2 separate regions of the Homo sapiens genome follow, and region 2 is linked to region 1. The links are chromatin contacts, found by Hi-C or POLR2A ChIA-PET in ENCODE. All regions are on one chromosome and are shown on one strand. Each heading gives the region's core, a stretch centred on a gene start or an enhancer-like site at or near the end of the contact. The rest is flanking DNA. Distances are from core to core; before and after follow the strand shown.

Region 1 (6,901 bases), core at 1,400-3,899:
TGTTCTGGGACTTCTTACCACCATGAGGAAGTAACTTGTTTCACTAAAGAGTGATAAATCCAACAATATTAACAATCAAAGTTCCCAGAAGAAGTAAACTTCCATTCACATCCCCAAGTAGACCTGGCCACATGAACCAACTGCCCTGTATAGACACCCACTACAGGTCTCCTTCAGGAACTTCAATCATGTAAAGATGTAATAGCGGCTTGTGTTTAAATATCTTTTAGGCTCACAAAATACATTTAACGTATATTTAAGCCTCGAAACAACCTCATGAGGTATGTCTCATGTGCCCCCATTTTATTAATGAGGAAACTGAGACTTAGGTTAAGTGACCATCCAAAATGTTCACCTAGGCATCCACTTAGGATAAGGTTACAGTAGCTTTTTTCCTCTGTCTCTCTTCCACAGAGAACAAGTAGAAGAGTAGGACATAAATACAAAGAATGTGGTTGAAGGCCTCAGAGATCTTCCAAAGCAGCAGGGACTTGAAAGACCAGCATCCTGTAGAGAAAGGAAATGCATTGAGAAGAATCTGGCATTTTGAACCCAATTTTCCCCTTGATGAATCTGCTGATTCATAAGAGGCTTGGAGTCACGAGTCTAAAAAACCAAGTAAAAGAGTGGCAACTGAGACACTAGGAAGCCAAATGGAGGTTTTGGAAGTCTCACAACCCAGGGAGGCAAAACTTGGAGTTCAGGAATACCCAGGAGGCCACAACTGGAGAAGTCAAGATCTCAGGGAGAAGGCAAACACATTGAAGTGAGCCCGACATTTTTTTTAGGCATTTGACACGATGCCCTGCCTTTTTGTATAAAGATACAGCAAATCTGAAAGTAAAAAGATGAAAAAAGTTATGCCATGCAAACATTAACCAAAAGAAAACTGGTGTAGATGTAACGATAGCAAACAAAGTAGACTTTAAAGGAAGAAGCATTACAAGACATAAAGATGGACATTTGTGCCAAGTGCAGTGGCTCACGCCTGTAATCCCAGCACTTTGGGAGGCCAAGGTGGGTGGATCTCTGGAGTCCAGGAGTTTGAGACCAGCCTGGGCAACATAGCAAAACCCCATCTCTACAAAAAAAATACAAAAATTAGCCAGTCATGGTGGCGTGCTCCTGTAGTTCTAGCTACTTAGGAGAATGAGGTGGGAGGATTGCTTGAGCCCAGGAGATGGAGGCTGCAGTGAGCCAAGATCATGCATTCCAGCTTGGGTGACAGAGTGAAACCCTATCTCAAGAAAAAAGATAGACATTTGATTAAATGGGTCACAGTCTACCAGGAAGATAAAACAATCTTATATGTATGTAATAATGTAGCCTTAAACTATAAAGCAAAAATTGACTGAAATAAAGAGGAAACAGACAAATTCACAATCATGGTGAGGAATTGTAAGGCAACTCCCTTACATTTGAAAATACAAGCCCAACAGAAAGCCTTTGGACCACCTTTCCCAAATTCACATCTTTCTGGTTAGCAGGAAGTTATGGAAAAAGAATTCCAAGGAATGCAAAATGTAGGTATATGTACTTCATTCTGAGACCTGGATTATTGTTACAATTTCTGCCTTGTTAGTTATTTCCCTCCACAACTGTTAGAGAAAGAAAAAAACAACAGGCACGAAATTGAAACAATAAGGAAGATTTGAAACATACAAATAACAAACTTGATTTAATTGATATATTTTGTGCATATGTTTAATATTGCATACTATATATTATATATATATATATATCAAGTGTACATGAAACATTTACCAAAATTATATATAGCTGGGCCATAAAGCACATCGAATAAATTTTGAACAATTGAGATCACTTAGAGTATGTTCCCTGACCACAGCTAGAATAAATTAAAAAGCAATTTAAGGATATATAACTGGAAAATCCTCAAATATTTGGAACTTAAGTATTATACTTCTAAATAACTCCCAGGTAAAAAAAAAAATCCCAATAAAGGTTAGAAAAAAACTTTGAACTGAGTGGTAATAAAAATATAGCATAGCAAAACTTGTGGGGTGCAGTTAAAGCTATGCTTACAGGGAAATTTATAGCTTTGAATTCATAAATTAGGAAATAAAGCTAAAAGTTAGTGATCTCATTATTCATTCCAAGAAGAAAAATACAACACATTACATTCAGAGAAAGCAAAAGGAAGGAAACAATAAAGATAAGCCAAAGAACATAAACGGACAATAGAGATACTCAAGAAGTGAAAAGTTGGTTCTAACAGACACTGGGGCCTATCAGAGGAAGGAGGGTGGGAGGAGGGGGAGGATCAGGAAATATAACTATTGGTACACTAGGCTTAATATCTGGGTGACAAAATAATCTGTACAACAAAACCCACAAGGTAAACACAAGTTTACCTATATAACAAACCTGCACACGTACCCCTGAACTTAAAAGTTAAAAAAAAAAAAAGTTGGTTCTTCAAAAAGACTTATGAGCAAGACTGCTGAGAGTTATCCCTCACTTGAGGCAAAACCACGACTTAAACCTAGGCCTTGACCAAGCACTCCTCAAGCATCCGCTGTCCCAGGAAGCCCTTAGCAGGTTTGTGGGAAGTATGACTGTACCCTGGTTTGGAAAGCTTGCAGGAACGCCAGTTGGGGAGTGCCATAGAGGGCCAGGGTGGGGTTGGGAGTGTGACTCAGTGCCCAATCATAGTACAGGAGATGAGGAGTCACTGGACTCATTCTCTGGAAGCTTCAACAATCAACCAGGGATGGAGTCTCAAACTGCCAGAATCTCTTTTACCAAAAATGAACAATTTCACTGGACTACAGCTTGAGTTTTTTTAGTTCTCTTCTCTCAAAGTAACTATAGTATCACACGGTTATGAACTAAATCTTTATATGGCAATACAGTGACTTATGTTTGCATATCAGCTACCCTGTGTAACAGAAGTAGTCCCCTGCCACCATTTCCCATCAGGGTTTACTCAGTAACAGGCCACCTGGCTGAGGGCTGTGATATTTCACTAGCCTCCTTCCTGAGTTGGAAAAACTCAGGCAGTATTAGTTTCAGATCTCTGAAAAGCTTCAACTTGAGCTAATGCTTCCTTGATTTCCATCCTGCAAAGGAATCCAAGTGGCTTTCTCAAAAAGGAAGGAAACTAACATTTATTGAGTGCCTACTATGTGCCAGAGATTTTAAATTAATTAATCCATTTAATTTTCACAACTCTTCTGAGCTATTTTCATTTTTCAGAGAAGAAAACCAAAGGACAAAATGTTTAAATATCCTCACCATGTTCATAGAGCTTTAACTGGCAGTTTTATTTTTCTTTTATCCCAAAGCTCACTTTCTTGAGAGATGATAAATTGAAATAAGAAAATAAATCTTGCGGTCAGAAAGATCTTGATTCCACTTCTGAGTCTGCCACTTAAACCATTGTAACCCTGGGCAAGTTAGCTGACCTCTATTGAACAATAATACTAACACAGTTGTCCCTTGGTATATGTGGAGGATTGGTTTCAGAACCTCCCATGGATACCAAAATCTATATACAATTGCTTAGTGTTTGCATATAACCTACGCATATCCTCCTGCATACTTTAAGTCATCTCTAGATTACTTATAATACCTAATACAGTGTAAATGTTATCTCAGTATGTTGACCAGGCTGGTCTCAAACTACTGGCCTCAAATAATCCTCCCACCTCAGTTTCCCAAAGCAATTGATACACTGTATTGGTTTTTAAAATTTGTATTATTTTTACATTTGTATTGTTATTTTAAAAAATATTTTCTATCCAAGTTTGGTTGAATCCGCAGATATGGAACTATGGATGTGGACGGTTGATTGTACATATATCCTGAGACCGTTGAGAGAATTAAATAAGATAATGAGGACAAGTGCTAAGTACAGTGCACAACACACACAATATGGTTACTACTCCTACTCCTGCTATCACTATCATTACTGTTGCTCTTGCTGCTGCTGTGCTACTGTATTACATTACCTATCTGGCCTATGCTGCCTCCATTTAGCTCAAATCCTGAACTGTTGACTGCGCTAGCTTCATGCAATGCTATTTAAAGGGCCAAATCCACCAGCCATAAAAAGAAATGAGGAAGTTATGGCTGATAGTGAAGCACAGGCCTCAGGAGTCAGGTCCCATGGGTTTTGTTTTGACCACTGAGTCACGTAGTGACCAACAATCACACGAACATTGGCCAGCTCTCCTGTTGTTCATCAAGGTTAAAGACATAAACAAGCCCTCCTGCTTTGCACATGAAAATTCACCGCTTGCTTGAAAACCTCCTTGGGGAAAAGGTTTAGAAAACACAATTAACAATTTTTCTTGATGGAATCATTTTCTTCTTCCATCAGGGTTTTCTTTTAAATTCTAACCTACCCAGGTGATCTTCAGGTATATCTGAGCAGAGCAGCCCAGGGAGGATAGAAGAAAGGGATGATGCCCTTGATGCAGAATGCAAAAATGTTACTACAGATATTCATCGCTTAAGGGTGGGAATACACTCTAAGAAATGCACATTAGGCGATTTTGTCATTGTGTGAACATCATAGAGTTTACATACACAAACCTAGATGGTATAGCCTACTCCATCATATCACTCCATTATAATTTTATGGGACCACCATTGTATATGCAATCTGTCATCGACTGAAATGTCATGATGTGGCACATGGCTATACCTGAAGAATCAAAAATGAGTCTGTCCAGTTGGTATGTCCTGGAGGTGTTCAGATGTTTGTCAAACGAATGTGTGAATGAACTGGCAGGCATCTGTGCAGTCATTCATTGCATGCAAAGCACTGGAGTCCAAAAATTAATTTTTTAACCTTTTTGGTTTTGGCCTTCTGATGAACCCACAAAGTTTCATGTGTGTCAGAAGTAGCAGTCCCTATGCTAAAAATCTTCCCAACTTCTCTCCTGGTAGTAGTAAGCAATATGCTAGAGCTCCCAGTTCCTACTGGATTTGGCCCTTTATAATACTTATCACAATTACAATTATTTGTTTTGTGGCTAATTTCCTTGATAGGTCCAGCATGGAGCACAGAAACTGACACATAGAGGATAGTTACTGAATACCAGCTGAATGAATGAATGAGCAAACTACTTACTATCTAACAAACCAATGCTTGAAAATGGTACATGTTGCAGATTTCAGCTTAGTGCCACTGTACATTCTAGTTTCCTTTCCCAGATTTTACCTCCCAGGTAGGCTGATGTGCACCTCTCCCACTTTGTTGAATTGAAATTAAGAAATGTGTATGTTAGTGTGAGTCTGGCTTTTTCATGTAGTACTTTAAAACTCCCAGCCCCACTAGTGCTGGGGTGTTCACCGGCTCTCCCAGCATTCCCTAGGTGCAGAGACAGGGAAGTAAGTGGCTTCCTATTTGTCTACAGAGTGACTCAGCTTGCTTTAATGTTGCCTTGTTCAGTGCAAGTGGAGAGCTGGATACTGAGAGAGTCACGGCCAGCAGAAATACCTTCTAGAAATCAAACATGCATCTAGCAGAGCTCACTGGCTTCATCTCCCAAAGAGAGGGGCAGATTATATAAATGCTGATTAAGTCATGAGCTCTTGGTGTGGTGACATTTCACTGCCAAGCAAACAGACTAAGGAGCCAGTGAGCCTCCAATAAATGACGATGTATTTTGTACATTTCTTTTCACTTCCCTCATAGGAATAGAGATGGTCAGAAGGCAGAGAAAAACTTAGATTAAAAGTAGTGGTCTAGAAAGGTAAGTATCCCAAGAAGCAGGGCTAAGGGAGGGGCCGCTTGAGTGGAAGGAACATGATGACAAGGGGAGCCTTAATGCTTTAAGCTTATACGGAGGCAACTGCTGTTGGAGGAGCAGGTACATTCACGAGCTCATCACTCATCTGCAGGTACAGACTTCTCGGGCTCGTGAGCACATGTGGACATTCCTGCTCCTGAAAAAGAATGCCCAGGAAGCTATGTGCCTTACCTCTGAAAGACTTGCTTTATCATTGGCCTTACAGTTCTTCTGATGTCACTACAATAAAAACCTGGCTATGAAAAATAAACAGTGTTGTTGCCCCGCCCAGATCCCCTTTTTGGCAGGTGCACCCAGCTTCCAGCTGCTGTGAGCTGTTGACTGCTAAGAGCTTACAGCTGCAGCCTTCTCTGGAGGATTGTCCTCAACTAACAGGAACTGAGTCCCCAGTCCAAAGTGCCCCAGCCCCAGCATCTCATAGCCAATGACTGACTGACATAACAGTATAAAAAGTCAACCCCCTTGCTTCATGGTAAGATAACTCTGGTGTCATTTATGCCCCAAGAACCACCCTGGAATCAGGTTAAAGCTGGGCTCCAGCTCAACCACATCCTTAGCTCCTCCCTATGCCCTGTCCTGCTTCCTGCCTTCCCCCTCCTGAGAATACTCTTTCAACTGAACTTGAACAAAACAGTTTATTCTTCTGACTTTTGATGGGCATTTGGGTAGTTTCCAGTTTCTTTTACAGTTATAGCTAATGCTGCTTTAAACATTTCTTTCCGTGTGCCTATGTACCCATTTTTGTTGGGTATATTCCTAGGAATGAAATTGCTAGGTCATAGATTTGTATATATCCCACTTTAATGAATGCTGCCAAACAGTTCTTCAAAGTGGGTGCACCAATTCACACTTCTATTAGTTTCAGCGTAGGTATATGTACCCAATGTATGACTCTGTGGCATCACAGGAACTGCTTCTAGGGTTCAAGACTTAAGATAGGCATTACAGCTAACACTCACATAGTACTTACCACATGACAGGCATTCTTCCAAGAGCTACACATGTATTAATCCATTTAGTCCTCACAAATCTACCTCTATGACATAGATGTTACTATTCTCTCTGCTTGGCAGCTGAGGCAACTGAAGCAGAGATTTCAAGTAATTTGCCTAAAGTCA
Region 2 (6,901 bases), core at 4,217-6,716, 1.2 Mb before region 1:
ATCCTCCCTCCTCTAGACACATCCTCCTTTTGGGGAGGGGGGGATGCAAGGCTAGGACACATAGCCTGCTGGAAATCATTAAAATATATGCGAGTGTCTGCAAACACACACTTTTAAATCATGGCGTTTCCCCTCCACGCTGGTCTATTTAAACTCCAGAGCGAGCTGGATCTCCTCCCTCTCAGTCGTTTGTCTGTGTCACCGACAGGCCGCTAATGGCCGGGCTTCCAGGCGCTGTGCATTATGCATTAGCCTCCTCCCTCCGCCGCACACAGAAGGTTCTGTCAGGCCGCACCACACAAACCACCCTGAGCCCCCCCACCCCACCCCCCGCACTCAGGGCCGGGGGCTGCGCGGCTGCTAACGCGCTGGGAACGCAGGTATGGAGAGGAGGATGAGCACCGAGAGCAGAGTGGTTCGGAAGGTGGAATGGGAGCGGGTGAAATGTGCCGAAGATTACACCGTTTGGAATGCCCAGTCCGTTGTGAGCCCCAAAGCTTTGCTCCTGGCTGCGACCTTCTCGAGGCAACCATCCCGCGCCACTCACCTCTGTGACCGACTTTGTTGGGGGCGGGAGGGCAGAGGTATTTAGAGACAGATCAGCACCGCTTTCCCTTCTGCTGGTCCGTACCCACCTTCCTGCTGCAGGCGAGGGGCTGGCAGAGCCTTCTCTACCCCTCCAGTTCGGGAGTGGTACCGCGAAGGGGTTCGGGGTGGTGCGTCTTCGCAGGGACCCGGTGGGAGTGGAGGAGGGAAGCTGGATACAAAATGGCTGGGGCCGGAGGCCGGCACACTGGGTCCGAAGGCGAGTAGTTGGTGGTTCCCCGCCCCCTCTCCCGGCGGTTCCCACTCACTGCCCCCAGCCGGGTAAAATATGCGCAGAAGGCGCCTTGCTAAATAAGCAGCCGAGGCGGGACGTGGCGTCCGGGTTTATCTGCAGGAGCACCCGGCCCAGCGCGGCGGCGTCGAGGGCTCTTAAGCCCTTGCCGAGCGCAAGAGGCGGCCAGCCTCCCAGAAGCCTCCTGTATTATGCCCATTTGGTCGACACCCAACCACCCTGCGGGCCCCCGTAGTGTAGATGCCAGTTCACCCACACGTGCCTGTGTTCGGGGAGCTCAGGGCCTGACCCAAATCGAGCCCAGACCAGAAATTCCAAGATGGTTGCTAGGAACCACGGAGAGGCTGCCCTTAGGGCCTTCCTTCCCCAAACACCCAATAACCCTCCAAAGGCTAGGAAGAAGAAAGAACAGTCATGTTCAGCCTGGCGACCCTTAAGTCCAGCAGTCTTCTGCCCTGGGAGGCAGCTACCTTTAGATGTTTCCAGATGAGTGAAATCCTGGGAGGAGGATGCGCCTCCTGTTTGTTACCTCGTTTGAGTTTCAGAGGGGAAGCCAGCTGTGCCTTGTGCTTGGAGGATGGGGCAGCGGATGTTTTTTAAAGTGCCATTGGATAAGCCCAGAGTTCTTGTACAAAGTGACCAGAAGACTATAAGTGTGGGTGTGTTTTTAAAGAAAGGCTACCTCACATTATGTAAAAATACATTATCTGTACTCATCCGAGTCCCACCTGTTCCAGTACCAAGTGTCATCGCCCTGAGAACAGCCTCCGAGGAGGACCATCGGAAGCCTACACATACGTTATAAGCTTTATGATGTGGATCCTAGTATACGTTATAAATAAATCTTGCACACAAGGTTAGAAGGCCAGGGTCCCCCCAAACACAGGATGCCTGGCCTTTCCCCTAGGCCAGGGTGGAGCTGGAGGTGTGTGGGAGAGGCCCTAGCGGGTCTTGCAGAGTCAACCTGCCTTGAGAAGGGCAGCCAGGCTCAAGGCCTGCTCCTAGAAGGGCCAGCTCGATTGCCCAGTTGCAGGGCCTGGTTAGCCTGAGGTCGAGTGGTTTGTTATAATCAGGAGACACTTCCATGGGAAGGGAGATTGGTGGCGGAGGGGCAGCCCCCGCTGCTCCATCCGCAGCACCTCTCATTTCGGCACCTATTTCTTTATTTCTCCGTGGGCTGCACGGCCTCCCCTCCCATGCACTCCTTTGCTCACTCTCTCCTCCTCCTCTGTTTTCATTGAAATCCTCCCCTTGCTGAGTGCTGGGTATAGCAGCCTGACCCCCGGGTCAGCTCCCGAAGGGCTTGTGGGAGGGCAGGAGAGGAGGGGGCAGGAGAAGGGCCAAACCGCCGGCACCCATTGCAGGCCCCGCGGCATCCCCAGCTCCCTGAGCCCCTTCTTAAGTGAGGACACAAGATGGGATTGCCCTTCGACAGCTTTCTGCTTGTTTTCCCCAGAACAATTGGAACTAACCGGGCCAATAGGTGTAATCTCCCCTCCCCCCCTCTGCCTTATAGCGCCTCGGGAAAATCCCACATTTTAATTCCCAGTGAGTCACGAATCCCCCCCACCACTCATGCCTCTTAGGACTCCCTTAATAAGATATTTTTGAAATCCCACGGAGTTGAAAAATGTATCCCTAGGAGATGGAGGAGAAACCCTTTAATCCTACCAGCCTACCGTGGAGGCAAGATCCCTAGAAAAGGTGGGGGAGGATGTTGCAAATTACGTCAAAGGCGAATTTACTGGCCTGTTTGTCTCCAGCATCAAATTTCTCCCCCAGTCAGCCCTCCCCTCGGCCCCTTCGCATTTACAGCACCCCCACCACCCCTGTTCATTTTAACTCTAGGACTTTTTTTTTTCTTTTTCTTTTCTTTTTTTTTTTTTGAGACGGAGTTTCGCTCTTGTTGCCCAGGCTGGAGTGCAACGGCGCGATCTCGGCTCACCGCAACCTCCGCCTCCCGGGTTCAAGCGATTCTCCTGGCTCAGCCTCCCGAATTCTAGGACTTTTAAAGTTAGACAAACAGGCCTCTTTGTCAGCAGCCCCGGGAGGCCGTAAGACTCTGAGAGGCTGCAGGCCCCGAGCTCGGTTCCTGGATTTTCTAAAAGTTCTGGACGTTTACATGCGACTTCGAACTCCGAGAAAAGCCTGTGCCTGGGGGCAGAGTTGGGGAGACGAGGGGAGGGGATAGAAGGTGGCTGGGCGCCGGGCCAGGGCCTCTGCGGTTCGGCCTAACCGAGCCGGAAGAGCCTGGCACGGCTCCACACTGGCCCAGGCCAGTTCTCCCGTCCAGCCTGCAGCAGCAGAGCGGCCTCCTCGCCTGGAACCACGTTCAGAGTTTCCCCACAAATACCCAGCTTCAGCCTTCCCGGTTATTTTTGACTTGTTTTGAATAAAAGGAGTCGCTTCAAAAAGAAATGTTGCCACAACACACAACCAGAGGCCTTTTCTCCAGCTGTGTCTGTAACTCGCATGCGTTCAATCTAATAACTTTTAATGTCTGGTCCTAAAATGTCTTTATAAAAAATAGTTTTACAGCATAATAGTCCAGGTGTCTTTCTGCTTGTTACCGGAGATTAAAAAAATGTGTGGGTTGGCTTGCAGAGATATCCACCCCCAGAAAGACCAGGAAGAAAAAAGCGTGCATTCCATTCTGCAGGCGCTGGTCCTGGAAGCGTTCGCGGCCCAGCCTGGCTGGGCACTGCTCGCGGGGGCACTTGCTCGCCTGTCTTTTGCATCAGTTGTTATAAGCAGCTCTGGAGCATGAAGATTTAATTCTGCCGAAGTTTCGGGTTTCAAACGGTAGAGATGTTTCACTTCTGCTTTGAGAAGGGCTGTTTTTATAACTATGTGCTGAGAACTAAAACAGAATGAATAAAATCGCACCTAATACCAGTCCCACAGTCAGTAGTGAGTCTAATTTTTAAAAGGGAAAATATCTGCTAGCTAGAGCTGATTTTGGCCTTGACCTTGACTTAGTAATCAACTTGAGATGCTTTTGATTATTTTTGGCATGGGGACACTCCAGGATATTTTAAAAACTTTCCGTGTGGATTTACAAGCCACCTCCATTTCAGATTTATGTTTCATGGAGCCTGCACCATCTTGTCCTTAGGCAGAAAGAGACACCCCACCCCCTTCCCAGTATAAAAAGACCCTAGTGGGCAGCCGAATGGGGTCACCATTGGCCGCGAAGTCCGGGCCCGCAGTCTGGGCGCGGTTAGTCCGGAATACCCCCTCCCCCACTCCTACCCCTTCCCGCCAGCTTCACCAACTAGGGCTTCTCGGCTCGCCCTTGAGGCTTTGCGCTCCGGGGAGGCCGGAACCTCGCTTCTCCGCTTCCCCCTCCCTCCCGCCTGCCCCCGCCCTCCCCCCGCGCCCAGAGCCGCGCCGGGTGCGCTGGAGAAGCTCAATACGTGTCAATTGAATTGAACTGCTGCGGGCGCAGGCTGTACGCCGCCGCCAAGCACCGATCAGCACGACGTTACCGAGTGGAAATTTATGGGGCGAACGGTGTAAGCCAAAAGTTGCTCCCTGTCAAGGAAAATAAAACGCGGGAGATAATCTCCCAACGCCGGGGCGAGGGGCCTGGGCAGCCCCTCCAACCATCAGAGGTACAGACCGTGAAAATGCTCGAGAACCGGGAGAAATACAGGCGGATCTCCGCTCGCCGACCGCCCCCCACACGCCTCCCGGTGCCTCCACGGGCTGCTCCCCCCTTCCCCCACCTCCAAACAATTCCCACACAATTGAAACGTCCGGGGAACTCGGGCGCGGAGTTCAGGCGGAACGGCCACCGTTGCCTGGGGTGGTGTTTTCAGGTAGCTTTTAACACCGAAATGGGAAAGGGCTCCTCTGGGAGGAAGGGGCAAACTGGGGTGGGGGTGAGCACGGGAGCACACAGGCCACGCTCCGCTGGGTCTCGGAGGGGACGAGGCCGGGAGAGCGCAGCGCTGGTGGCAAGAGGCGGCGGCAGCGGCTGCTGCCGCTGGGGTTTGACAGCTTTGGCTGAGCGGAGTGCGAGGCGCTTTATGGTAATTGCGGTCCTCCACTGGCCTTCTGGGTAGCGAGGGGAGTCTCGGCGCGCGGCTGGGAGAGCCGCCCCCGCCGCCCCCATCCCTTCGGCTCTGGCTCTGCCGGCAGCCCTCGCCGCCGCCGCCGCCCAAGTCGGTCTCCGGCTCGCCCAGGACGTGCGCCCGGGTCGGGCGTGCGCAGCCAACTCGGCCCGAGCTGGGGAGGGGAGGCCGGGGGACGAGGAGGGGGGGCGCCACCCAAGTGGTCCGGGGTTCGGATCCAGAGAGGCCAAAACGTGCCGGGCCGTGCATCGATGACGGCCGGGGAAACTCGGGCAAACCTTTCCTGGGGAATCACCCCTCCCGAAACCCCGCCGCGGAGGCGCCGCAGCGGAGGGTGAGCGGAGACTGGCGGAGCTCAAACTTGCGAGAGCTGGAGGCGGCGGCGGGCGGGCGGCTGTCGCCCGAGCGCTGCGCCTGCGGGGGGAGGGGAGGCGGCTGTTGGGAGGGAGGGAGGTAGGGCGGGCGGGAGGGAGGACGGGCGGAGGGAGGGGGAGGAGGAAGAGGAGGGAACCAGGGAGGGGGGACGCGTTGGGATCGCGGCGTGCGGCGGCAGACGGAGCCTGGGCTCCCAGCGGCAAGGTGAGGCAGAGCTGCGCTCCTCGCTGAACGCGGGCCGAGCTCGGCGGCTGCGGGGGAGACGCGCAGGAGCCCAGACCGCGACCGAGAGCGGGAGCTAGGCGGGCGGCGGCGGCGGAGGGGGAGCCCGCGAGCCGCCGGGCGGAGAGCCCAAGCCGCGCTGTCGCCGCGCAGGGACGACTTGGCCAACACTCACACACACTCACACACACCCAGCCCGAGCGGGCGCTCGCGGCGAACCGTCAACATGGCGCTGGGGCTCCTGCCCGAGCGCGGGCGGCGGCGGCAGCGCGGGAGCTGCTGAGCTCGGCCAAGCCCAGTCCAGCTGCGGGAGCCCGGAGGATCGCACGGGGCTGTCGCCACCTGCCCGGAGGCCCCGAGCCCGCCCCGCCCCGCCCCCACCCGGCCCAGAGCCCACCCCTCGGCGGGGCCGACCCCGAGGGCAGCCGGCTGCCAGCAGACGGCGAGGGAGTCGAGTGAGCGCGGCGCCGCGAGCGGGCTGCGGGCAGCCGGGGACCGCAAACTTTGCTGCTCGCCGCGCTTCTCCGGCCCGGCTCCTTCTCCGCTCGTTAACGTCGCCAACCCCCCCCACCCCTCATATCTCTCTCCACCCACCCAACCGCCCCCCGCTCCTTCTCGCCGCCTCGAGTCCGCTTGGGGGAAAACTTCAAAGAGCCGGATCGCAGGCTCCCTGCCTACTCCCCCACCGGGGATTTCAGGTCAGTGCCCGGAACACCTTTCCCCCGGGAGACCGCGGACGGGTGGGCGGGCGGGCGCGCTGAGGGCTGCAGTCGGCCCCCTCTCCCGGGGCCCCCTCCCGCAGCGTACCCCGCGAAGCTTTTGCCTCGCGCTTCCCTTTGGCTGCTTGGCTCGCTTTCGTTTTTATTTCATAGCTATGTTATTTAAAATGCAGCCAACCTAAGCGGCCCCGCGTGGGCACCAGGGAGGGAGGGGGCGCGGCTGGGGGCCTGGCGCCTCCCGGTGGGCCAGGAGGAGAGCAGGGAGTTCGCAGAGTGGAAGTTTGCAGCCTGTGTGTGTCTGTGCGCGGGAGCGCGGTCGCCGCTGAGCGCCGCGAGTCGGGCGGAGGGGGGGGAGGTGGGCTGGAAGCTGGGAAGCTGGGTTCGGCGTTAGCTCGCGAGCAGGAAGGGGAGGGCAGCGGGTTGCCGTCTGCTTTCTTTTTCGACTCGGGAAAGAACTGTAAAAACCCCCAGCCGCCGCCACCGCCGCCTCGTCTCGCCTCTCCGGGGGCCGGTCGTTCCTCCAAGTGGAACGTCGGCGTGTGCGTGCGCGAGGGTGTGTGGCGAGTGCCTCGGGCCGAGCCGAGCTCGACCTGCCGCCGCTGCCGCGCAACTCGGGAGGGGAGTCCCGTTTTTTCTTGGCTTGCCCCAAAGCACGAATCACGTGGATTAAA

What was found. Hi-C counts contacts between places; a loop is a spot of excess contacts on that map. ChIA-PET counts read pairs that join two places held with the same protein, here RNA polymerase II (POLR2A). Pooled maps may share reads with other maps.
Region 2: a map with no recorded cell type shows a loop between it and region 1 (14-fold over the local background). The contact joins the promoter of BCOR here to the enhancer-like site in region 1. A Hi-C loop is called at or near these places in 2 of 37 single-sample maps with no recorded cell type and 2 of 50 pooled maps. POLR2A ChIA-PET finds 5 or more read pairs at or near these places in 3 of 52 experiments (HEK293, OCI-LY7 and WTC11).

Annotation. Positions count from the first base shown.
Region 1 is chrX:38,879,144-38,886,044 of GRCh38, reverse strand. All of the region lies in intron 1 of LOC124905177 (a long non-coding RNA gene), which reads right to left. Among named protein-coding and RNA genes, the nearest start is that of MID1IP1-AS1, 79 kb to the right of the region's middle. RefSeq lists an enhancer at 6,201-6,250. Within about 2 kb of position 2,649, at least 4 of the 41 ENCODE cell types and tissues checked have a DNase peak (open chromatin) inside an H3K27ac peak, as active enhancers do; they include OCI-LY7, where a contact is called at or near this core.
Region 2 is chrX:40,096,523-40,103,423 of GRCh38, reverse strand. It overlaps BCOR (BCL6 corepressor), which reads left to right and starts at 5,466. Exons shown (of 15, transcript NM_001123385.2): 1 at 5,466-6,209. It overlaps LOC107985687 (translation initiation factor IF-2-like), which reads left to right. Exons shown (of 1, transcript NR_171574.1): 1 at 1-1,688. RefSeq lists enhancers at 295-885, 2,556-3,076 and silencers at 4,163-4,272, 4,973-5,142, 5,273-5,392, 5,413-5,642, 5,703-5,752 and 1 more.